Regions from separate parts of the Mus musculus genome. Here region 1 is linked to region 2. A link is a loop called in an ENCODE intact Hi-C map of the cell type or tissue named here. Cell type or tissue: left cerebral cortex. All regions are shown on one strand. Each heading gives the region's core, and the rest is flanking DNA. Links, peaks and the distances in the headings are about the cores only. Region 1 overlaps Camsap2 (calmodulin regulated spectrin-associated protein family, member 2). Region 2 holds the start of Ddx59 (DEAD box helicase 59).

What was found. A loop is a pair of places that touch in the nucleus more often than their neighbours do. Peaks named below come from ENCODE experiments on the same cell type or tissue, not always from the same donor. Only the 100,000 strongest peaks of a DNase experiment are listed, where the experiment ranks them.
Region 1: a loop joins it to region 2, with 2.2 times the contacts of the local background. A loop is called at or near these places in 1 of 42 quality-filtered maps.

Annotation. Positions count from the first base shown.
Region 1 is chr1:136,284,867-136,297,420 of GRCm38, forward strand. Camsap2 (calmodulin regulated spectrin-associated protein family, member 2) reads right to left here. Exons shown (of 18, transcript NM_001347109.1): 5 at 12,418-12,450; 6 at 8,414-8,555; 7 at 8,014-8,153; 8 at 3,034-3,127; 9 at 1,043-1,136. Among named protein-coding and RNA genes, the nearest start is that of Gpr25, 30 kb to the left of the region's middle. In left cerebral cortex, for the core only: a CTCF peak has its summit at 5,128 (motif pointing right); no DNase peak of the experiment used is centred there.
Region 2 is chr1:136,409,039-136,421,592 of GRCm38, forward strand. Ddx59 (DEAD box helicase 59) reads left to right here and starts at 6,233. Exons shown (of 8, transcript NM_026500.3): 1 at 6,233-6,385; 2 at 7,544-8,358; 3 at 10,372-10,539. The coding sequence starts at 7,555. It overlaps 9230116N13Rik (RIKEN cDNA 9230116N13 gene), which reads right to left and starts at 6,481. Exons shown (of 3, transcript NR_024328.1): 1 at 5,811-6,481; 2 at 4,126-4,639; 3 at 2,878-3,789. In left cerebral cortex, for the core only: a CTCF peak has its summit at 5,431 (motif pointing left); a DNase peak (open chromatin) is centred at 6,189; H3K4me3 peaks cover 1,460 bases; H3K27ac peaks cover 1,522 bases.

The DNA.
Region 1 (12,554 bases), core at 2,759-7,758, 120 kb before region 2:
TGCGACTGCCTCCTTTTTATTCATAAGACTTTTCATTTAGAAACAGTAACATCTATAGATGTGACCAAATTATTCCCAGGGAGTGGAAAAATTAATCAACTCCTTCCTCAAAAGTTCTACAAAGGATCACGTGGAGACTTACAGACATTAGAGGGCCTAGGAGCCTAGGATGACAGTAGACAGGAACTCCTCAAGGGAGAGGATTTGGAATCTACCTGGTTATTGGGGTTCTCCTAGAAAAGAGAGAGAAAATAGCCACTAGGGTATCTAAGTAAAAGGGATGAGTCTCCATAGGACCTAAGCTGTATTTTTTCATGGCCAGAGATGGGGAGACTGTTCATTCAGGGTCCTGGTCCCAATCGTGACTGAATGACCCATTCTTAAAGCTCACTGGTCACTTCTGAGTGGAAGGTGGACAGCACAGAGATGGTGTTTTATCACAGCAACAAATAGAAGTGGAGAACACCTGTCTCAAAGAGTTTTTAATAATAGGAAATCTACAAATCCAGGGCCAGCAAGACAGCTCAGCAGATAAAGGGACTCGTCAGCCTGCTGAGCTGAGCTTACTCCCGGGATGCAGCATAGGAAAGAGCCGGCTCTACAAACTGCCATCTGACCTCCACACGTGTCACAGACATAAGGAAATGTGCTTAAAAATGTAACAATCCAGATATAATTCTAAAAGTTCCATGAGGCCTAAGAGTCACCTACTAGCAATATCTCTCACTATTAATAACTGGGTGTTAAATATTCTCACTTACTGGAGTGATGCAGCAGCAAGGCTTAACTTGAGTTTCCTAATTTGGAACTTAGATTATTATCCTCCACTTTTCAGTGTTTGTTCATTAAAAACCTATTCATGTAAACACTCATCTCAGTAGAAATTTCAATTATATTTAAATTAAACTAGGCCTTAGTAGCATAAGTTACTTGTAAGTTAATTTTCAAATCTAACTATAAAATTTAAAAACTTTTTTATGACAAGGTATTATTTGATTTCATTAGTAAATAACAGGCGAATAGTGAAGTCACTGTGGACTACCTGGAGGAGAAGTCAGAACTAGATGAACTATCCCGGATGTTTCTTTTGGCAGCATTTAAGACAGGAACCGATGGCACGTCTTTTGCAGGCTCAGCTAAAATAAAAGATGAAACTTCAAAACTGTATCGTCAATGGATTCCTAACACCACTGCAGGCATTCTGAGCCATAAGCAAACATTTAACCTTCCGTTCTATTTCCCATAACTCTTTCTAATATAAATGTACCCTTAAATCATTTCCAAAAGGTCCAAAGAATTTCTTGATATAATCGGACTCTTAAAAATCCACTTTAAGGTTAGTGGGATAGGTATCATAAAATAAATACAGGTATTCAAGACAAGGATAAGCCCGAGTGCTTAATATCATGAAAGTTTTCACAGAATTTTAGAGACACGAGGCAGGCTTCAATTTTGCTTTTTATGAATGGCTGGTGAGTTTGTAGTTAACTAAGATGGTCAGAATTTCACTGAGAAGCCTTCACTATATCTGCCTTACATACACGTGTAAGTAATCTGAGGGGAACAACTTAGTTTTGAGTGATGTTTGATGCAAAAGCTGCTATTACTGCTGAGTGCTGGGCTCCACAGACAGGGGCACAAAAGGCAATGCAAGTGAAAGTCACACTAACTGCAAAATATTGTATAGACATTGGTTTTGATAATCATTAAAGGTAAGTGACAATAGCCTTAAGGCTCTAAACTTCTTTCAGGGAGGTATCCTTATCTAACAGCTCACTATTTAGAACCTCCTTTCAATGGCTTTGAGCTCCCAAGTCAGATCACATACATGCTATCTCATGCTGCCCGTCATGGGGCCTGCGGGCAGCAGAGTTTATAAAGTAAGACCATACACAACCCACCACAACAATACGTTTCTTTTGCTACTTTACAACCCCCTCCTCTTTCTTCTTATTTTTTTTTTTTCCTTTATATCTCTGAGAAGGCAGGGGTTAACTACAGTGGTTAGAAAAAGGAAACTGGAGGCAAGGAAAGTTGCTAAGTAGCTGGGAAGTAGAATAATCACATTCTATGCTGGGTATAGTAGCCACTGTAGCAGAAAGAACTAGCCCCATAATTTTAGCTGGAAGAAAGTTCTAAGTTTAGAAGAAACACTAAACATAGAGTCATTTTTGCTACAGGAATGTATGTCTGACTTCAAAAATGAAAGCCAGCTTTACTGTGCCATACACAGCATTTGCTCTACAAAACATCCAGAAGGAATTCCTTTTATTTATTTATTTTTTTTTGCTTTCTGGCAGAGCTGAAGTTTGAACCCAGGGCTAGGCAAGTACTCCACCATTGACAAAGGCTGTGCTCCCAGCCTTTGTCAGCAATTCAGTCTTTATCATAATTATATTGTAATAACAAAGGCTACTAGTTTAAAAAAATATAACCACAAAGTATTTCATTGTTTAAAAGAAAAATCAAGTCTTAATGGAGTGGAGTTTGGGTAACAGGATCTTAAAAACCAAGAATCCAGTAAGAAATAAAAACTGCAGATCGGAATAAAGGGATTAAAGGTATGGACTGCAAGATGGCGCCCACTTGGCCCTGAGAGCTCTGATGCTGTAAGATACCAAATACAGAGCTATTTTATTTTGATTCCTGCAGATAATATTATTCTGATTCCTGCCTTGACTACTAAAACATTAGATTTTTAAAATCAAGGATAATTGCTGGAATCTAAAATAATAACAAGTTTCTATCTAAAAAAAATAACCAGAGGAGCTGGGCAATAATGGCTCACACCTTTAATCCCAGCACTCAGGAGGCAGAGGCAGAGGCAGGCGGATCTCTGGCCCAGCCCAGTCTACAGAGCTTCTTCCAGGACAACCAGTGCTACGAAAAAAACCCTGTCTCAAAACACACACACACACACAAACAAACAGAAACCCCGTCTTAAAACAAACAAACAAACAACAAAAACTCAAAACCAAATGAAATGTATAAACCTTCCATTTTTCTACATTAAAAATGACCAAGATAGATTACCTCCTTGTGGACGGACAACACGAGGCTGCACAAATGAAGGCTTCACAACTTCAAACCACCAGAAGAGTTCTGCCATGAACACCAAATAATTACTCTATATAAGAGAGTTGAGAAAATTAAAAGAAGCCCTGCATTAGGTAAAACCAATCATGTAATAGTGAAAAAGTTATGCTTTACCTTCTCAAATATACGTTTGAATTCTATGCACTTGTTATTTAAAAATGTTCACTATGTTGTATTAAAGCTGGAGTAAGAAGTTTAGAACTTGTAACCACACATGTCCAGGCCTCTGATACAAAGCTTCCAGACATTGCAGTCTCTCCCTATATACATCTCTGTGATAACAAATGTCCCTTCTTCCAGGATGAACATAAACACATAGCACAAAGCATTTACCATTTAAAAAAGTAAGATTTTTCTAGAAAAAGTATGTAACTTAAATATTGTATCCAAATGTTTGATAATGTTAAATTCAACAGTTAGCCACATGCTAAGTAATAACAAACTCTATATATTATTATGACTAAAATAATCTTGAAATATATAAAAACACTACTTTTATCATTTAATGCTTCTAATTTTGAAAACATTAAGGATAACAATCTTTTATTACTTATACTTGAAAATGCAAATAATTCTTTAAATGGCTTAAAGGAGTTCTCAAAAGCATGCTTCTATAGAATTATACACATAACTATGTTCATACATTTATATGATTTAGGGGCTTCTTTTTTTCGTTTTGAAACAGTCTTAAACCTGAGCAGTGGTGTTAAAGATGTGTCCTACTGTACTAGAATTAGGCTTATATGTTAAAATATATATAAAGAATAACTTCAATTTTAGGTATTTAATGTATTTCTAACAATAGCACTATACAAAACCCGTTTTCCTCATTATGGCTATTATCACTGGAAATGTGGGTGTTTTCTGATGTCTTGCCTTCCACATATTTGCTAATTTTGAACAATCCTCAAGGCGCTAACATGAACAGGGTTCCTTAGATTTTATTGCCTGGGTTTTTCATATTTAAGCTGGTAACATTCATGTTCATCTGCCATCTTATGGCTCCTGAGAGCACAGGAACCAAGGACGTCTCCAAGTCTCTGATTTGAGCAACTGTGACTGCCAGGAATAAAACAAAGACTGGAAACACAGGGGACTAAAAAGGTCTCTGACACTTTCCCAGACATCGCAGTGGCTATGGACGTGTGTGGTGGGGTACTGTGGGGACATGGAACACAAGACACGACCCCACTGGGTTTTTACTTTACTTTCAGTGTTTGTTTTCACTGTGGATTCCCAAAACAGTCCAATGCTTACACATAAACAGCTATTATTTGAAGCTATTGACATTTGTCCTTTCTTTTAAAAAGAGCATGTTTCAGTCCCTTACACTGTGGACTCACCCTGCCTGCCTTCTCATAGGCTCTGCAATCCTAATTATACTCACGACTTACCCTTCCTTTCAACTTTCTTCCACTGAAAAATAAGACCTTCTCTCAGTGACTCGCCCTCTTCTTTCTCCTCACCCCTACACTTTGACCTTCGGATGAAATTCCTTAAGATCAGACTCATACTAACCCCACACTTCTCCCCTCCTTTTGCTGAACCATTCCAGTCTCACACTGAGCTGGGCCACTCCTCCAAAACCAGCTAGCTTAGGCACACTCTGCTTTTTGTTCATCACAAGAAACAGCTTTGATCCACCATGTCTTCTTCACCATGGTGGCCCACCTCAACCAACGTCTGAGAAAAAACAGAGCCAGCTGTGCATGGATCAAAACTTCTGAAACTAAGCAGAAATAAATCCTTCCTTAGTCCTTGACCCAGATGCCTGTTACAGTTACAGAAGGCCAACTGACACATTAAGCTTGTTACGACTATACGCTGCTATAATCTTTACAGTATACCCTTTACAGCCAAAGGATAAACTTGGTAAGTACTGGTAGTAGGCTCTACTCTACTACTACTGTTAACTAGAAGGTGACTTTAGAAAAAACACCCCTTAAATGTGCAGTAATTATAGAGAAGGAGTTGATAGAAAATGAGTATTTATTTTAAGGACCTTGGTAAGAATTGTCCTAATAACATAATGGCAATAATTGGCCACAAGATGGCAGAATTGTAAAAATATTTTTTCTAGTAATTAATCTGGAGATTGTTTCATTATAAAATTATAATTAAATGACAATAAGCTGGTCATGTTCCAGAAATGGTACAATAATTTAAAATCGTCTTTCCATATATTCTTTAGTCAGATTCTCCCTATGTAGCCCTGGCTGATGTAAAACTGACAGTGTAGATCAGACTGGCCTCTAACTCCCAGAGATCATCCTGTCTTTATTTCCTGAGTGCTGGGGTTAGAGGTGTGCGCCACCAACCCTGGCCTACTTTTTAAATATATGAAGCATGTGCCTACACGAGGGTTTGTGCATGTGAGTGCAAATGCCAATGGAAGCCAGGATGGTGCCAGAGAAGTTACCAAGACTGGAGAAGTCTCGCAAATCTTCACACCTTCACCAATATCCAACACCACATTCAGAAAAATTACTTTTGTTTTATAGTTACCCTAATCATCCTTTTCCTGAATCTATAATGTGTCCCTCAGCATTTGTGTGCAGTTGGTTCCAGGACCCCATACAGACACTAAAGATTTATGGATGCTTAAGTCCCTATGTAAGCTTTGCAGTACATGAATAGAACCCATTCGAACCCTTCCACGGGGTGTTGGTTCTCTCCCCCAACAATGTGAGTCCTGGGACAAAATTCAAGGTGTTGGGTTTAGTAGTATGAGCCATTACCAGCTGAGCCATCGCTCCAGTGCCGACAAGACAGTTAAAATCACCTCTACACTACTTACAAATAGTTAATACAACATGTAAATAATTATTACAATGAATCGTTTAGGGAATGGCTGGGAATATGGGTCAGTGGTCCTGAGTTTAATCCCTAGCCCTGAAGAAAAAAAAAAAGCCCTGAAAAAAAAAACCTGAGAAAACCTTTCTCAGGTTTAAAATACACACACAAACACACACAGAGCGACAGAGACAGAGACAGACAGACAGAGAGAGAGAGAGTGCCTTTCGATGGCCACCCCTGCCCTCTAAATAATAGCTTGCCAAGTGCACTGCAAGGGAGCTAGGCTCTATCTAGGACACAGCCAGACCTTCTGATGCTCTTTTGGGTGGTACTTAGGATCCAGTACAGGCACTTGCTCAGGCAATGTCCAACAGCCCTATAAGCAGTCTGATCCCAACCTGTATTTCTATAAGAGGAAAAGGCAGTGCTCATTTTCCACTATTAAAAGTTAAAGTGAAAATGAGGTGCCCAGCAACATGGACCAAGCAACCTCCCTCGAGCTTAGAGCCTTAAGATAGAGCTCTGCATTCAACCTCGTGGCTATGCTTACAAGGTTCTAAATGTCAGGGTTAATGGTTTACTTAAAGTCTATATTCTGTTCTGCTCTCCAAAATGGACAGGAAGGAACACTACCAAACTTAGTCTATACCAAACTAATGTATAAAACAAATACATCTTAGGTGTCTGACCACTTTTCATATTATAGAAGTAGTACTTATACTTGGTAACATATGCTAGAAAAGTCATTAGTAAGCTATAGTTAGTAACGGTGTAGGTAAACCTTCAGAATTGATTAATCAAGGTTTTCCATTTGATGTGTCAGAGTAGGGAGTGACCATGAGTCACTGCGACTACTGCCCCATTTGGAAACGATTTTATCATTGGCTCTACTTTCTGCATTTGGAGATCCTGAAATGGACAAAGGAAAAAGAGGAGATAGTAGAGACTAAGAATTCAAGTGTAAGTAGACAGGAGCATCATCATGACAGGAGCTCTTGAGCACTTCCAAGTAGGACTAGCACTGGAACTCTGACTAGGCTCAGCAGAAAACTTACCTCTAAGTCAAACTAAATATATAAGACCATTTATTCCTAAAGCTTTGAAACAGAAGCAGCACATGGACTGACAAAATTAATACTGTTACAATGACCAAATTACTGACGTGATCTGCAGATTCAATGTAATTCCCATCAAAATTACAGAACTAGAAAACACAATCCTGAAATTCACCTGGAAGCCCCAAGCCCTGAAGAGGCAAAACAACCCTGAGCAAAAAGCACATTGACATCTGATTAAAATACACCAGAGAGGCTAGAGACGGCTTGGCTGCGGGAGAGTAGACCCAAGCCTGAACCCCCAGCATCTCCATAAAAGCAAGGAGTAATGGTCCTATCTGTAATTCTACACACACACCCGCACGCACACGCGCACACACACACACACGCGCGCGCACACACACACAAATAAAAATACACATGCACACCAAAGCCTTTCATTTGATTCTCTAAATAAAACTCCTTCAAGAAAAAGCAAGGCTCATCACTGTGCTTCGTTAGAAGGGTGTTTCATTACAGCCTCAGGCATCAACCGAACTCAAGCCTCCCCATCGTTTTTTTTTCAGAAGGCTGGAATTACTGGCATACACCCCCACACAGCTTGCTTTTAAAGGAAGAGTCTCATTTGTTACATTTACCTATGATCAAAAACCATTTAATGGGTCATACTCTACTCTACCCACACTAAAACAAAAGATCAATTTGTAGACAACTTTTTGTTTGCCTTTACAATGTACAAGACTTGTAACTAACAATGGATATTTAAAGAAGAAAAAGCACCACCCCCCCCCCCAATTCTTCACTGATAAAGTTATTTTGTAACTTTTGTTTTATATTCAATTCTTTTGGAGCTAGACTCTGCTGGATTTCCTGGCTGGCCTCAGACTCAGCACAACCTCAGGCTGGCCTTGAACTCCAGCTCCTCCCGCCCCACTTCCCTTCCCCCCTTCTATTGCTACTTCTTCAGGAGACCCAATCTAGCTCCTGTGGTACCACTGAGACCCCAGTTTGTTGCAACAGCTTTTACACTTTAACGAAAGGCTAAAAGGAGAATGACTGAACTCACCTTTATGGATGAAGCAGCATAAAGCATATCTTCCAAGCTGAAATGGCAGCAATGGTTTAAGTATTCTTGGCAAAATTCCTGAATCAGCTGTAGATTGTACAGACTGTCAGCCAAAGACATAGTTTCTTTCAAACAAATATCTTCAAATAGAAAAGGGGATGGCTTTGGGTTAGCCATGAATGCTTCATAACTATTGACAGTACAAATACCTAAGTATGTAAAATTTGTTTAACAAACATGTATTTATAACTAATAGCCATTAGACAGAATGTTCTCAACTTTTTCTCAGAATTATACTTAAATGTTCCTTTTAAAACACCTTCATTAGTTATTAAATATTGCGATTTAAATATTTTTTGCCATCTGCCCACACTTCAGAATCCCTCCCTGAAACACCTACCCTCTAGCCGGACAACAGCAGGGCAGTAGAAGTGAATGAGGGCAGCTAGTGCGCAGCCGTCGGTCCCATCCTTCAACAAGTTTTCCACCAATGGAATGCAAGGCAGTTGCTTAAGCAGTGTTTGTTCCTTCCTGTAACGAGCCTACGACAGAAAGAGTTCTAAATAAATCCTACACAATTCAAGGAAAACAAGCAGACAAAACCAGAACTATAGATTCTAGTTCTTAGTCACGTTAGAAAATATAAACAGGAGAAGGAAGAATTCCCAACTACACAGCTTTTTTTGTGGGGAGAGGGCAACAATACTATATATTACCAAGGTTAAATTTACAGCAATAACACTAATTTCTTTCTCTGTTTTTGGTTTTTTTTGACAGGGTTTCTCTGTGTAGCCCTGGCTGTCCTGGAACTCACTCTGTAGACAAGGCTGGCCTCAAACTCAGAAATCCACCTACCCCTGCCTCCTGAGTTCTGGGATTAAAGTCTAGTAATTTCAAATCTATAAACTTAAGATAACATTTTAGCAATAATATCACATGGCATTTACTTTACAATAGTTACACTACCACAAAACAGATCTGAACACTTTGCATTTAAATCAGTTCTGTTCATTTACTGATTAGATTTTCATTTACTCAATATTAGAGGAAAATCTAAAAGTTCTCAAAGACTTATTAAGCTTTTGAAGCTTTTGAGGAGCAGAGGTATCATTTGAGAAAAAAATAATTACTATAAGAGCTATCAAAATTGGTGAGTGGCAAAAAGTACTATTTACAAAGGAACCCCAAGGCAGTCTGTTCTGACTGGCATCTGAATGTCCAGGGCACCAGGCCTCAGAACCAGTGACAGAGCCAAGTGGCAGGGTTGGGCTCCCTTAGAAAAATAAATCTTTGCTTTCTAAAAATAACTTTATGTGGCTCAATAAAAATGTTAAGGCAGGGCAGGCAGATGTCTGTGAGTTCAAGGCCAGCCTGCTCTACAGAGTGAATTCCAGGACAGCCAAGGCTACACAGGGAAATCTTGTATATAAAAAAACAAAATAATAAAATAAAAATGTTAACACAGATCTCTAAAAATGAGATCTATAAAATGCTGTAAAAAGTGAAGAGAAAATCTCTTGAGCCATATTACTTGCATTTGCATCCTGGTACTGCCACTTACTAGCTCTGACTTTGGACAAGTTACCTAAACACTCACTTGTCATTTTCCTTATCTGTAAAATGGGGGCAGTAAAACCTACTTTGCAGTACTGCTGGGGGACTTAAAAAGACAGACACACAGTGCTATGTACGCTCCTGGGCACACAGAAGCAATCAGTACATGCTGGCCGTTATTAACTAGAAGCTTTCCTAAAGCCAAAGAGTAATGCTTACACTTTACTAATACTACATAAAACCTTATATTAACAAAAAGTATGAACTTTTTTTACATAGGCTACTGATATTTAGTAGTCATTTACAAAAAGGTTTATTTTATATATAGCGCCATGTAAATATATACACCATATGTGTGCCTGTATCCATGAAAGCTAGAGAGGGTCAGATGCTCTGAACCTGAGTCACAGAGGGTTCTGAGCCACCGTGGGTTCAGGGAACAGAGCGTGGTTCCTCTGCAAGAGTAGCTAGTGCTCTGAACTGCTGAGCCACCCGCCAGCTGTAGGGCTTGTGGGAACAAAACCAGAAAATTTCAAATTTATTGAACAAAACACTTAACACATGAAGATGCAACTCGATTCTTTTAAATGGCATACTCCAGAAAACATATCATCAATGAAGAAAAGGCACATATTTCTGCTTCTTTCTCCCTAGCTGCTGACTGGCAAGAACCGTGGAGCATGTTTTCCTCTTGGGAAAAAAAAAAAAAAGCTGGAGGAGTGCAAGGCAGACATTATATCCCTAACTCATACATCATCTATATTCAGAAAACAATTATTTACATGTGCAAATCTCTCACACAGATCCACTTTTCCGTTCTCCTCCCCATTCTGGGGCGATGGTATGACGTCTATGCAGCCTAAACTGCCCTTCAAGCTCAGTCTCCTAGCCTTGGCTTCCAAACACTGATGGTACAGCCGGAGACCTTGCATAGCCTAGCCTAGACTCCTTGACTACTGACTTTTATATCATCCCTCAAACCCTTCCTTGTTGCTGTGACACCATTCAAAAGAGAGAGGAGAGAAGGAAAGGAAGAAAGAAAACCAGCCAGTGGCAAGTCCCTTTCCAGACAGCGAGCACTGCTCCAGACCTGCCTTCTTTTTCTCCAGTTATCTAGCACGACGGCCATAGTGAACCAACTTAGCACCGCAAGCAAAACTGGTTTGATGTATTCTATTCCCTCTGCCAATTAGCATGTATGGATGAGAAGTGTGTGTGTGCACGTGCTGACAATAAAGCCCTATTGGAGTGGCAATTGTATATGGCAGGCCAAAGCATTTCCTACAGATTACACCCAATAAAAATCCACACTGAGCAAACAAACTTTAATGTGAGGTTTGTACAATTCCAAGGTAAGTTTATCTGCACTCCATGAGTTACATGGAACCTTTAAATACTGAATATGCCTTGTGTTTTGTATTGCATCTCAGGCTGGCCTTGAACTCACTACATAGTCAAGGATGATTGTGAACTTCTTTTTTTTTTTTGTTTTTTTTTGACAGGGTTTCTCTGTGTAGCCCTGGCTGTCCTGGAACTCACTCTGTAGACCAGGCTAGCCTTGAATTCAGAAATCCGCCTGCCTCTGCCTCCCGAGTGCTGGGACTAAAGGCGTGCGCCACCGCTGCCTGGCGATTGTGAACTTCTGATTCTCCTGCTTCTGTCTCCCAAGTGCTGAGACTACAGATATATTGCCACTATACCTGATTTATGCAATATTAGGTGCTGGGACCAAACTCAGGAAGCCCATGTTTTATAAATTCACTGCACAAAAATATTTCATAGTCTTTTTACAAACTTAAAAATCTGGCATTCAAAGGGATTTAACCATATTTTAAATCAATGGTTAAAAATGGTGATTTTTAACATTATATAGGTATATATAATTTAATTACATATAATATAATTAAATATAACATATAATATACATGTGTGTATGTTCATATATATGCATGTTATATATATACAAGTGGCGAACCACTCGCATGCCTGGTGCCTGCAGATGTCAGTAGAGGCCATCGGATCCCCTGGGACAAGAGCTATGGATTGATTGTCAGCTGCTCGGTAAGTGCTGGGAATTGAACCCATATCCCTATAGAGTAGCCAGTACTCTTACCTGCTGAGCTAACTCTCTAGCTCACTAGGCTGTATGTTTTTATCAGGACGGTGCCTAAGAGGTCTTAAAATACTTTAACTGCTCACACTTAACCTTGAAATAACAATCATAGGTCAACTCAAGAGTTTTATACAGTGTAAGTGCAATACTGGTGAGGACACAGATAAGCTTTTAATTTTTATCAAATAGTAAAGTGTTGTTTTTATATAGGATAATAAGAAAATTGTTTTGCCAAAAATAATTTAAACATTCAGGCAACTTACAAGATTATTCAAATTCACTTTTATGAAAAGTCTTTACTAGTAGCAAGATTTTGTATCCATACTTGCATTAGTAATAATGGTCTGTGAATGTTGTGATGAGCAAATGTGCTTATTCTTTAAAATGTCCTTAAAACTGACTTGACCCATTATTTTTTATTTTATATTATGAACATATCTTAAAAACCGATCATTTGCTGGGCATGGTGCCGCACGTCTTTAACCCCAGCACTTGGGAGGCAGAGGCAGGCAGATTTCTGAGTTCGAGGCCAGCCTGGTCTATAGTGAGTTCCAGGACAGCCAGGGCTACACAGAGAAACCCTGTCACAAACAAACAAAACAAACAAACAAAAACCTGATCCCTCTACTTAATGACAAACAGATCAATATGAAATGACGATAGCAGCAAGCTATGGATAATACCACCAATACCATTACAATCTGGAGAGAAAAATCGAAGTAGTGAGGAAAACTTACTGGAACCAGTTTCCAAAACCATTTGGAAGGAGACTTCAGGGGAAGCATGGAGGAAGACAGAGAGGCAGGAGGTAAGGAAAGGCCATTCAGAATCACTTAAACATAAACCCGATTGTTAAAGTAAAAGGATTCTAAGG
Region 2 (12,554 bases), core at 3,175-8,174:
GAAATATGTTTTTACTGTTACATGTCACGGGCATTTCCAGTTACTTGTTAGTGAAACATAACTTGAACTAAGCAGACCAAAACCCACTTCTGTTAGTTCCTTGCATGTGCCATAGCAGCACTTTGGGCTTTCTCTCCTTCCTCCTCCTAATCCTCCTCCTCCTCTCCCTCCTCTTCTTCCTCCTCTCTCTCCCCTTCCCCCTCCTCTTCCTCCTCCTCTTCACTTTCCTATTTTAATTGTTTACATTTACATCCATTCAGTCTTTAGATGCCATTTTCTCTGGATAGCATTCCATGGTCTCCCATGTCCATTGTATGTACCATCCTGCATATTCCATGACATCCTGTACTTCCCACAGCACCCGCTTTGTTGGGTTCTGACTGTATCTCCTCTTGTCTGCTCACAGGGTGATGAGGGCAGAAACGATCATGACTTGCTTTTCCATCAATATATCCCCAGGTCTGATTCATGGCAGACTTCATGGATCTACTGAATGAGTAAAGAATTCAACTTATAGCATGTGAAAGCTAAGTGTCAGGAAAAGGTCTTAAAGACTATAAGCAGTAGAGGCCACCACATCCTCGCAATGGTGACACAAATGGGGGGAAACTTAAGACAAATGTAGTGCTGCCAATCACACTTTCCTGCCTGCCTTGTTGTACATGTATTCAGGCTTTCCAAGCTTGTAGAGTAAGAGTAAGGAGTAGCTATAAATTAATAGGTATGAGGATAAAGGTCCCTGACATGAAAGAATGCTCAGCATTGTTATTTCTGTACATGTCTCAACAGAACACGAGAGCAACACGCAGGTCAGCCCAGATGATTGCAACATTGCCTGGTCTAATATTGAGCTTAAGGCAAACTCTCAGGATGGATTCAGAGGATGCATGCATTCCACAACTCTTGTCTAATTGAGTCATTCTTGGGTATTTTCCTGTCCCTCCTTGACATAAAGCAGAATGCATAATAAGACAGCAATAGTAATGCTGTCTGTGATTTCCATGTGGTCTATTACAAGCAATGTTTCCCACAACCTGGCAACCGAAAGACCACCAGGAATCCATTTCCATAAAGAACCTTTTGTGGAGAAAACAAAAATAGAAGCTTAGATGGATCAGACTGTTCTCTGGTGAGATATCTGAAGACATCCCAAACGGGAGCTTCCTATTCAAGGGAAAGCCTAAGACTGGAATGGTCCTGAGGTTTGGCTTATTATCCTATAAGGCGGATTTTTATCTTAAATGTTAAGCTGGCTTTACCCAAGACCCACATAGAAGTGAGTTGCGCTCCCCAGGTAGTGATGAGTAAGTCACCCCACCCTTGCTTCCATGATAACACTAAGAAATATGAGCACTTCAGGGCACAGGTTCAAAGCATCTCTGGGAAAACCAAAGGAAGTTGGGCAGGGCTGGGGAACACGTAGGCATGAATGTTTCTAGGGTTGGGTTTTAATGTTCCCAAAGCTTTCAAAAGGATTGAGAAATGCTGGGAACATTGAAAATGGTGGCTAGAACCGTGTGCCTTGGTTGACATTAAAGAGACCTGCAGGTGGTTGCCTTAGTTTGATCTTCTGTTGCAGTGATGAAATGATGACCAAACCATCTCGGGAGGAAAGGGTTTGTTTGACTTACACTTCTGGGTCTAGTCCATCACTGAAGGAAGTCATCACTGAGGGAAGAAATCAAGCAGAAACGGGAGAGGGGTAGGGGAGGAGGGGGAAGGGACTTAAAAAGAATCATAGAGGAATGTTGCTTACCGGCTTGCTTCCAGGCTAAAATTATTTCATTCACTTTCTTGTGCCACCCACAGTGGGCTGGGCCATCTCACATCAATCATTACTCAAGATGATGCCCTAACCGGCAGCCTACAAGCCAGTCTGATGTAGGCCATTCCTCAATAGAGGTTCCTCATCCCTAGCAACTCTAGTTCGTCATGAGGTAATAAAAGCAACCAGCACAGCATTGTAGTCTAATGAATGTAGGACACAGACCTTGGATTGTGTGACCATGGAAAGTTGTGTACATACTAGAACCCGTTTCTTCATTAGTACGTTGGGGATAAAATTTCTACTTTATAGTATTATACTGAAAATTAAACATGACAATGTACGTTAAATTTCTTGATGATGCCTAGGTAGAGAGAGTTCTTCAGTGAAGACCTGGACAGCCCTGGAAAATGAGCTCCTGTTTTAAAGTCGGTTGAACATGCAGTAGAGTGATATAAAATTATTTCTCCTGCTTGGGTATGGAGCATGGCAGGAGCGGGTGACTGCACTCTTGAGAATGCATTCAAATCTAAAATCCTAAAATATATATACATTAACGTTTAAGTTGCTTTTCTAATACTGATCTTCAAGTTTATAAAAGTAAAGGGCTAGAACAGACCTACCATCTTTATGGAAAGCGGCTGATCTATTTTTAACCATTGATGGACTTGAGGCAAACAGATGAACAGATCTGAAGATCAATATTAAAAAAGAGGTTTGCCCTATTAAATTCCTCCTCCTCTTCTTCCTCCTCCACAGCTTGGCCTCAAATTCTTGACCCCTGCCCTGCGCTTTACCCTCCTGAGTGCTGGGATCATGGTGGTGTGCTGTCAGACCTAGCCATCATTTTTCAACATTCACCATTCTATAGAAATACTGTGTTTCCAAACACCATCATCACATTGAGGCACTGAAAAAGGACAAACTGATTCTAAGAGCTGTACTGAAGATTAATTAAAGATAATTAAGAAACTCCTAGAGAAAGTCAAAGTGGGGGAACATGTTCTTCCAGCTAGCAAAACCTGTAATAATGCTATAGTAATAAGACAGGGTGGTAATGGCATCGGGAGAGATGACCTAGAGGAGAATAATGAGCCCTGAAACATTCTAGTGCATTTTGAAACATTGATACATCCCAGATGTAACATTGACAGTCATTTGAAAAAAGATCCTAGTTAATAACTACTATTCAGACAACTACCTTCTTGCCAACTGAAGTCCAAATCCTCTCCATTCTAATCAAGAAGTCGATCCTTACTTCATAGCAAACACAAACTAATTCCAACGTGGAGCCATGATTTAACTATAAACAAGAAAACCAAAACTTCCCAAAAATCCTAAGAAAAGAAATCTTCATTTTAGGATATGCAAGGCTTTTTGGACATCAAAGTTGCTAGCTACAGAAGAAGAGACAGACAAACCTAAGTACATTAAACTTGTTAAGTTTTACTCATCAAAAGACTCCATAAAGGAAGCAGGAAGAGAACCCAGAGTGGAGAAACAGGCCTGGCATCCCAGTGTTTAGAGTTTCAATCCAGCCTGGGCTGGGGAGGGAGAGTCTGCCTTGGACTACAACTGGCAAATTTTAAATAGAGACTGAATCACAGCCATAGTATTGCTTCAATGTTAAATTACCTAAATTTGAGCATTGTTCTGTGGATACGTGAAAGAACAGCTTTGCCTTTGGATGCTATAATGTATTCTCACACTGTTCAACAACACAAATCCTGTTCCAAGCATACGAACTGAGCCCATGTGAGGAACATGGATGCTTCATTCGTCAAAACTTTTCAGAGTCTGATTCTTTTCAAAGTCAACTTTAAAACTGAAAACATAGGGGCTGGAGAAGATGTTTCAGTGATTAAGAACACTGGCTCCTCTTCAAGGCCCACGTTCCATTCCCAGCACCCACATGGTAGCTCACAACCTTCTGTAACTCCAGTTGTAGGGGTTCTAACATCCTCTTCTGGCCTCTGTGGGCACTGTATACATATGGTTTACAGACATACACGCAAATAAAATACCTATAAACAAAACATAAAATAAGAATTATTATTTTTATTGAAAATAATTTTTCATACCATATACTGTGATCTTGGTCTCCCCTCTCTCAGATCCTCCCAGATCCTTCCCAACTCCCCACCCACCAACCATATCCCTTTCTTTCTCTCTTTCTTTTCAGAAACAAATAGGCAAACAAACCAGAATTTTTAAAAAAGAAAGAAAAAAGGGAACACAGACACACAAAACCCAAAACCTATAATAACACAAAACTAGAAACTGTAATATATAAGCAAAAGACTAGTTAGACATAAAATGCAGAAACAAAGTAATATGAGACAAAATGTCTACAAAAATACCATTGATCTGGTCATCCACTGCTGGGCATGGGATGGCTGTTAAGGGTGGCTGGCTTGTACACCCTGTGAGACTCCAGTGGAGAAAGTTATTTTTTTCTTTGCAAGCAGGTATCAGTTGGAGACAGCTTCTTAGGAATAGGAGCTCATGTCTTCTTGCTTCTCTGTTCTAGGACTCCATCTGTCTTGAACCTATTCAGGCCCTGAGCATCCTATTTCTAGGAGTTCATATATGTGTGTCAGTGCTGTTGTGTCTGGAAGACACTGTTTTCCTAGGGTCATCTCTGGTTCTTACAATCTTTCTGTCTCTTCTCCCTGGCTCTCTGAACCCTGAGAAGAGGGGTTTGATGGAGATTGAGTCTCTGTCTCTGTCTCGCTCTCTCTGGAGAAAACTTTATCTGATGATGGCAGAATGAGGCACTGATCTATGTGGAATGCACAACATAGCAGGAACAAGAGATGCTGCCTCACCGAGGCAGAGAGAACTGGCTTCCCAACGTTGTGCTCTGACCTTCATCTGCAAGTAACAAATACAATTTTAAAAAATTTTAGAGAGAAAGTCAAAGCTGAACACCTCTAAATCCTCTGACCTTACAGTGCACCTCCGAGGGACAAAGGGGATTCTCTATTGGAGGCAACGACAGTGATCTGGGGGCCTTGTTTACAATTACCAGGGGTGTGGCCTGGCTTTGTAGGGGCAGGAGTTTATATGATTGGAAGAGACTTAAATAAAAAGATACAATCTGGCCATGTGGCACATGCCAGTTAACTCCAGCACTTGGAAGGTGGAAGCGGAAGATCAGAAGTTCAGGGCCATACTCTGGTACATAATGAGTCTAACGCCAGACATGAGACCCTTTCTTAGAAGACCAAAATAAGAAAAAATAATAAAGTTATGAATATACATTAAGTTCAAAAGTATTTATTTATATTGGGAATAGGCAAATTACATGTCAGCAAACTCAGGTAAGAGTGCAAGTTTATAACCTTCAAACTCAGAAAAATGCACACATTTACTGTATGTCCTATAGACAAAGGATGTAACGTGATCCCATATTCACATGTGTTATGAAACTAAGTACAGTCTTGACAGGAACAGTATCCCATTTATCTGACCAGTAAAGTTAATTTCTATAGTACATTTCAGTGAATCATAGAAAAAAAAGTTAATAGAGGAAATACTGGGGCTGGAGAGGTGGCTCAGCGGTTAGGAGCACTGACTGCTCTTCCAGAGGTCCTGAGTCCAAATCCCAGCAACCACATGGTGTCTCACAACCATCTGTAATGAGATCTGACGCCCTCTTCTGGTGTGTCTGAAGACTGCTACAGTGCACTCATATAAATAAAATAAATCTTTTTTTTAAAGCAAATACTGGAAGGCTACACATACATAAATATATATGGTATGCATTATTTTTATAACGCTCAAAAGGTAAACAAAACATTGTCAGCCAAATGTATCTACCAAAAATGGCAAGCTGAACACACACCCACACACCATAACGAAGCAAGTAGAATCCGATACAGAAATGCTTTAGCGTTTATTAATTTACTAATGCCAACATAAAAGTCAGAGTTTTGTTTTATTAGTATTTTCACACTTAACGTAGCTGGTAAATTAATTTTGTATGCATCAAATATTGGGTCGAAATGTATCTTTCAAAAAAAAATAACACCCAAAACCTCACCTCTATTTCCCTGCTTCTCCTGTCCAACTTCCTCCCCACCCCAACAGAAGTGCAAGTCCTGGGACCTGTCAGGCTGTTCCAGAAGTTGGCAAAGTGAAGGCCACCCGTTGGAACTAGGGAGACTTTGAAGGTTGGTTTTAGTTTTGGTTTACACAGCGCGGGGCGGAGTGCTGCATCTATGAATATTTGGCATATTAACTACGCCATATCAAGTTGCTCGGATTCTCGAGTTATTCTCAGTATCTGACAGGAGGTTTTCCTGGCCCACTCAAACTTCCCACTTTCTAAGCGTGGAGGGCCCCGCCCTTCCTGGCAATCCTTTCTCACCAGCCTACTCCATGCTAGAGCCTTCCAAAAGGATTCCCACATCTGCCCGCTACCCTGTGCACCGCCCTCCGCAGCGCGTCACCGCGAGGGCGTGGCCAGATGAAGCTCCGCCTCCCGCTGTGCGCAGGCGCGGGGCCCTCAAACCCTGGCTGGGATTGCGGAGCTTCCCGGCTACTCGGCCGGAAACTCGGCCCTGCGCCTGGACCGGAGCGGCCCGAGCGGGAACGGACGCGGCCCGGTCCGCGCGGGTGAGCGTGCGCCGCCCTGGCAGCTCGGGCCTCGGGCCTCCGGCTCCCGCTCCTGTGCTCCGGCGTAACCTGCGTGCTGGACGGCGGCTGCGGACTAAGTCACGCCGCTCGCCGGGGTCCTCGTGACGTGCGCGTGCCTGGAGCGCGGGCCCGCGGGCGGGTGGGGAGGGCGGGAATGCGCGGGATGCGGGCGTTGCCTGGAGCCGGAGGAGGAGGTTGTCGGCTCTGCCGCCCCGAGCGCCCCACCCATTCCCGCTCCTCAGAAGCTTCAGGCGGTTTGGGTGCCATGTTTTTTGTTGGTTTTTTTTTTTTTTAATAGAAAATGGGTACTAGCGATTTCTTAAGTTTTGTTTTGTTTTTGAGAAAATTAAGTTTATTTCATGGTCCCAAAATGTTAAACATTCTTTCCCCAATCACTAATTTGTTCTCCAGAGCAGGAATACTTGGTTTCTAACACTTAGGAATTGTTATTTGAATAAATAAACTTAATTCCTAGGTGGCTGGAGTTTTCATCTGCTTCTGTGTGTGTGTATATATCAGTGTTTTTCTTTGGAATGTGGAACTCAGACTCTCACTTGCTAGCAAAGCACTCTACCACTGAAGTACATTCCCAATCATTCAATATACATGTATCGATTATGCTACCTGATATGTATATCATGTAAATATATACATATATGAACTTAGGGTTGCAGTGACCTACTTTCCCAGGTTGTGAAGATTAGCAAAAAACGACGGAGAATGAGCACTCTTATGTATATAAATATAATTGCATTTTCCCCTTTTGAACTGTTGTTTTGATTTTTTTAAGATTCTTAATTGTGAAGTATCTTCTTGTGTGAAAATGCAATTGAAGGATATGCTGTAGAATTTCTATAATACCTGCTCCATAATAGTACAAGTGATGGGTCAACAGAAACAGGTGGCGTGCACAGCAAGGTTGTGGGGAACCGTAGGCAGTGTTTCATAGGGCAGTGTCTGAGGAAAAAGACTGTATCCCTTCCCCCAGAGGAAATTGATAAGTGGAAGTTGGCTTAAGTAGGGACATGACGGCTTCACTATTGCCCTGAGTAAAATTCTCTGACACAACATCGTATGGGCTAACATGGGAGCTTAATTGAGGGTAAAATATATCTCATGGTGCAATTTCCTCAACAGAATGTTGAAGAATGTTTGTTCCAAGATCTTTGAAAATCAAGAGGAGTTCTAATGATGACCTCAAAAGCGGTGAAGCTAAAAAAAGCAAGCCAGAAGCAGGAGGCCTTCAGGTGGAGGGAGACAGAGATACTCCGGTCCACACATCAGTCACTGAGGAAGCTGTCACAGCAGACAAGCCCGGCCATGCATCAAGCACCAACAGTCCTTCTTGCCAGTTGGCTGAGGTTTCTTCCACAGGACCTGATGAGGGTGTGAAGGACAGCCACCCATCTGAAGAGCCTGTAAAGTCGTTTTCTAAAACCCAGCGGTGGCCAGAGCCTGGGGAGCCTGTATGTGTCGTCTGCGGTCGTTATGGAGAGTATATCTGTGACAAGACGGACGAAGACGTGTGTAGCTTGGAGTGCAAAGCGAAGCATCTGCTACAAGTTAAGGAAGGGGAAGGATCATTAAGACCCAGCAGCCCACAGAGAGTGGCTGCCGAGCCAGAGTCCCCACTGGATGCCTTTTATGTCTACAAAGAGCACCCCTTTATTGTGACCCTCAAGGAGGACCAGATTGAAACCCTTAAACAGCAGCTAGGAATCTCAGTTCAAGGACAAGACGTTGCCAGGCCCATTATCGACTTCGAGCACTGTGGCTTCCCTGAGACCTTAAATCAGAACTTGAAGAAATCAGGCTACGAAGTGCCAACCCCCATCCAGATGCAGATGATTCCTGTGGGGCTCCTGGGAAGGGACATTCTGGCCAGCGCTGACACTGGCTCAGGGAAAACAGCTGCTTTTCTCCTGCCTGTTATTATCCGAGCTTTCTCTGAGGTAATTTACCAATCTGACATGTCTTCCTCTCTGAAACAGACGCGGGATTTACCGAGTTTCATTGTGTGTAACTGATAAACTTGCACGCTGCTGCTTAGCATTTGCGAATTAAGTCACCAAGGTGCCGGTGACTTTGCTTTGTTTCGTGTGTGAAAACATCACTTCAAAGAATATTCCTTTTATTGCTGAACCAAAGATCTCTCTTCCTGGCAGGTCTAAAAATTAATTTCCTTACAAGACATTTTATTTTTAGCAGCTTTTCTATAAAAGAACAAAGTTTTGATCTGCAGGCAAAACCCTGCTTACCAGATGGATGAGCCGTAGCTTATGTCAGCTAAGCCTCTCGGGGTTTGGAGGAACGGGCATAGCATATTAAAGTTATAATGCAGTTGCAGCATGTCACGGTATATTCTTTTTTTTAAAGTATTGATTTAGTTATTTAGTTATATGAGTTGAATGCTCTATTTGCATGTATGCCTGCATGACAGAAGAGGGCATCACATCCTCTTATAGATGATTGTGAGCCACCTGTGTGGTTGCTACGACTTGATCTCAGGACCTTTGGAAGAGCAGCCAGTGCTCTTAACTGCTGAGCCATCTCTCCAGCCCCTAAAGTATATTCTTATTTTTTAATATATATATATATATAATTTTATTTTTGGCTTTTTGAGACAGGGTTTCTCTGTGTAGCCCTGGCTGTCCTGGAACTCACTCTGTAGACCAGGCTGGCCTTGAACTCAGAAATCCACCTGCCTCTGCCTCCCAAGTGCTGGGATTAAAGGCATGAGCCACCACTGCCTGGCAGTATATTCTTAAGTGTAACCCGCAGTTCATCTTTAAATAGTACTGCTGGGCCTGATGGTTGTAGGGTTGTAGACAGCCTAGGCTATACATAGTAAGACCCCCGTCTTAAGCAAAACAAAATGAGAAATAGTGAATAAAGCATTTTCACACACAATTTCACAAATACTGAATGTTTATTTTCCTCGTACATGCCAAGTGTCATCGTCTGAAATGGTTTGGAACCAGAAGGATTTCAGATTTGGGAGTTTTTCTAATTATAGAACATTTGCATAGACTTCACTGGCTGAGCATCCCTGGTTCAGAAATTCAAAATACAAAGTGTTCCAGACTCTGAATCTCTAGAAACAAAAATGATAATTTCAGTTACGTGTACGGGTGTTTTCCTGACCATATGTCAGCGTGCCCCATATGTGCCTGTGTCCTTGGAGGCTAGAACAGGATCCTGGATCTCTTGTAACTGGAGCTGTAGGAGGTGGTGAGCTGTTATGTGGGTGCTGCGAATGAAACCTGGGTCCTCTGCAAGAAAAGCCAGTGCTCTTCCCTATACCCCCCAAGATCTGAAACTTTTGTAAGCTGCGTTGGTGCTCAAAAGTCTTGGTATTTAAAAGGGCATTCTGGTTTCAGACTTCTGGATTGAGGATATCCAACCTGTCCTGGTGAGCCTGTGGGCTATGCGAGTGGCAAGCAGAGTGAGGAGTGTAGGGAGAGAGGAAGGAAAGAAGGAACAGTAGAGGAAACAGTGAGGGAAAGTACTTTAAAGGCACAGCTCAAACACAAGATGGTTAAACAGAGCTAAGGCAGAAAGTAGGATGTGGACGCCTCTCACGTCTCTACACATGAACTTCAGTCCTTTGGCCAAAGAAAGATGTAAATGTGTGAGAGCAGAGAGGGAAGAATTGAGGTACCAAAGTGCCAGGCTTTGGTGGGTCTTCAGGGTGACCAGGAGATTCCGCCTTGCAAGAAGATGACTAGAGATGTGAGCATACCCTTCTCACCTTGTGCGCTCTGTAGCCCTCCTCCCTCTCAGGTCTTTAGCTATACATCCAAGTTGTGTAAGAAATGGGCCATGTTCTCATTTTTGGAGGAAAAATCTGCATGGCGTGAGCAAAAGGCTCCTCACTGGGGCTGATGGTGTCTCGGTGAAGGGCACAGTTTGTGTCAGCAGAAGTTAATTGCCGGGTTTCTAAGTTACTTTTCCCCTCTTCTCAGGATAAAACTCCATCCGCACTCATTCTCACACCGACAAGAGAACTGGCCATTCAGATAGAGAGGCAGGCCAAGGAACTGATGAGTGGTCTGCCTCGCATGAAGACAGTGCTTCTCGTAGGGGGCTTACCTCTGCCCCCACAGCTCTATCGCTTACGGCAGCATGTTAAGGTAAGCACCTGCTTGAGAGAAGGCCTAGGAAGGCTTTGGAAGCAGCAGAGGAACCAGTGCATGTGTGTTTTGTGTGTGTGTGTTCATGTATGCGTGCACGTGCACACACATGTTCTTGAAGGTGTCATCTTAGTTAGCTTTTAGTTTTTTGCCTACAAAGTCTTTTTTTCCCCCCTCAAAGTTAATTTTATAGCCAGGTCTAGTAATTCATGTCTGCAGTCCCAGTGCTGGAGGCTGAAGCAGGAGCATTGCTGAGAGCTTATTATAATCAGCCTGAGCTACAGAGTGAGTTCTAGGCCAGTATGTGCTATAGAGGGAGAGTTTGTCTCAAAAAACAAACAAGCAAACAAACAAACAAACAAAAAACCCTAAAGCAAAGGGTTCATTTTATGTAGAAAAAGAATAGAATAGAATTCACTGCATGCCTGTTTTATACTAAGCTCTGTTGGGCATTCTCCTGCACATTTCACGTAACCATATTTGCCCTGGTCGTAGGTTTCCATATCCTGTCTTCCATGGATGAGAAGGCAGATCTCAGAAGCTGGGGTTTACATAAGTGTTCATAACTAGTAAATAATAATTGCCCCAGCTAGAACCCTCCTTTACCCTGCCCTGCTACCCTTTGCTGTACTGTGGGTACTCTGTGTTTTCTGATACATGAAAGCAGTGTGTCTAATTGTGGCCTTCTCACTTGCTAACAGTGTTGTCGACACTTTGCTTGGTAGCCCCGGTTTTCTTGAGTTAGAATGGTGGTACATGCTTGTCACTTCAGCTTAAGAGAAGGTTGGCACAGGGGCCGACCAGGAAAAGTGGATGGTAGCCCAAGTGCTGCCATTGGTCCCGGGGTCCCCTGCTATTACCTTTTTTAGTTTCTGAGATGGCAGGCAGGTTATAAAGTTCCAAGGGAGGAGCTGAGATGCCAGGGAGCACTATGTGAAGAGGAGACAACAGGTGCTCACCAATGGGAATGAGAACGCTGCAGTATTTAAAAACCTCTGCTAACACCTATCACATCACAATACGTCTTATCAGATGTGTTTGGCAGATTTAAAACATGTAAAATATGGCCAGGTGGTGGTGGCGCACGCCTTTATCCCAGCACTTGGGAGGTAGAGGCAGGTGGATTTCTGAGTTCGAGAAGCCAGCCTGATCTACAAAGTGAGTTCCAGGACAGCCAGGGCTATACAGAGAAACCCTGTCTCGAAAAAAACAAAACAAAAACATGTATAATACACTTGTAAGATACTGCCTATTGATAATAAGTGGGGAATTGGATCATTGATATTCATTGTAGACCTCCACTAATAAAACAGAAAAAAGTAATATTTTGCTAGTGAAAAATTATAAGTTCAGCAGTATATATTTATAAGGTAAACCATTAAAATGCTTTATGAACATTGAATTGGGTTAGTAGAGCTTCCTAGAGTCTCATATAAACGTTTGACCTATTTTTACTGCAGCGCACCAGAACATTATGCATGATGCATGTAGACATGTAGGTACAGTTTTAAGCACCTTTAAATAGCTAGTCTTGGAGGTCAGCCTTCCGTGTATGTTTGCTGGCCTCCAACTTCAGGCCATCCTCCTCAGGCCTCTGAGGGCTAAGCTTGGTCCATCTAGCTGGCTCCATTTTTGTTTTTAGAAGAAAATAGTTAATACATTGATGATAATCTTCAGATTTCAGTATTCAGATATTTAGATGACTGGATACAGTATTTTCATACTTAAAAAAAAAAATCTTCAACTTGAACAGAAGAAGCCAGTACAGTATAAGAAACTTTTCTCCTGGGTTTCATGGAAGTAAGTTTCTGACTTGATCTGCCGTCACTCCTGTACACCTGAGAATGTGAATCCTACAACCACGGATATTATTCTGCATATCCAGAATGCAGCAATTCTGGATTCAGGAAGTTAACACTGACATATTAGTATAGATCAGAAATTATCATGTCATCTGCACTTTGGGGCCCACTCACATTTCAATAATTCTCCACCTCCCTGTACACACTCTGCCC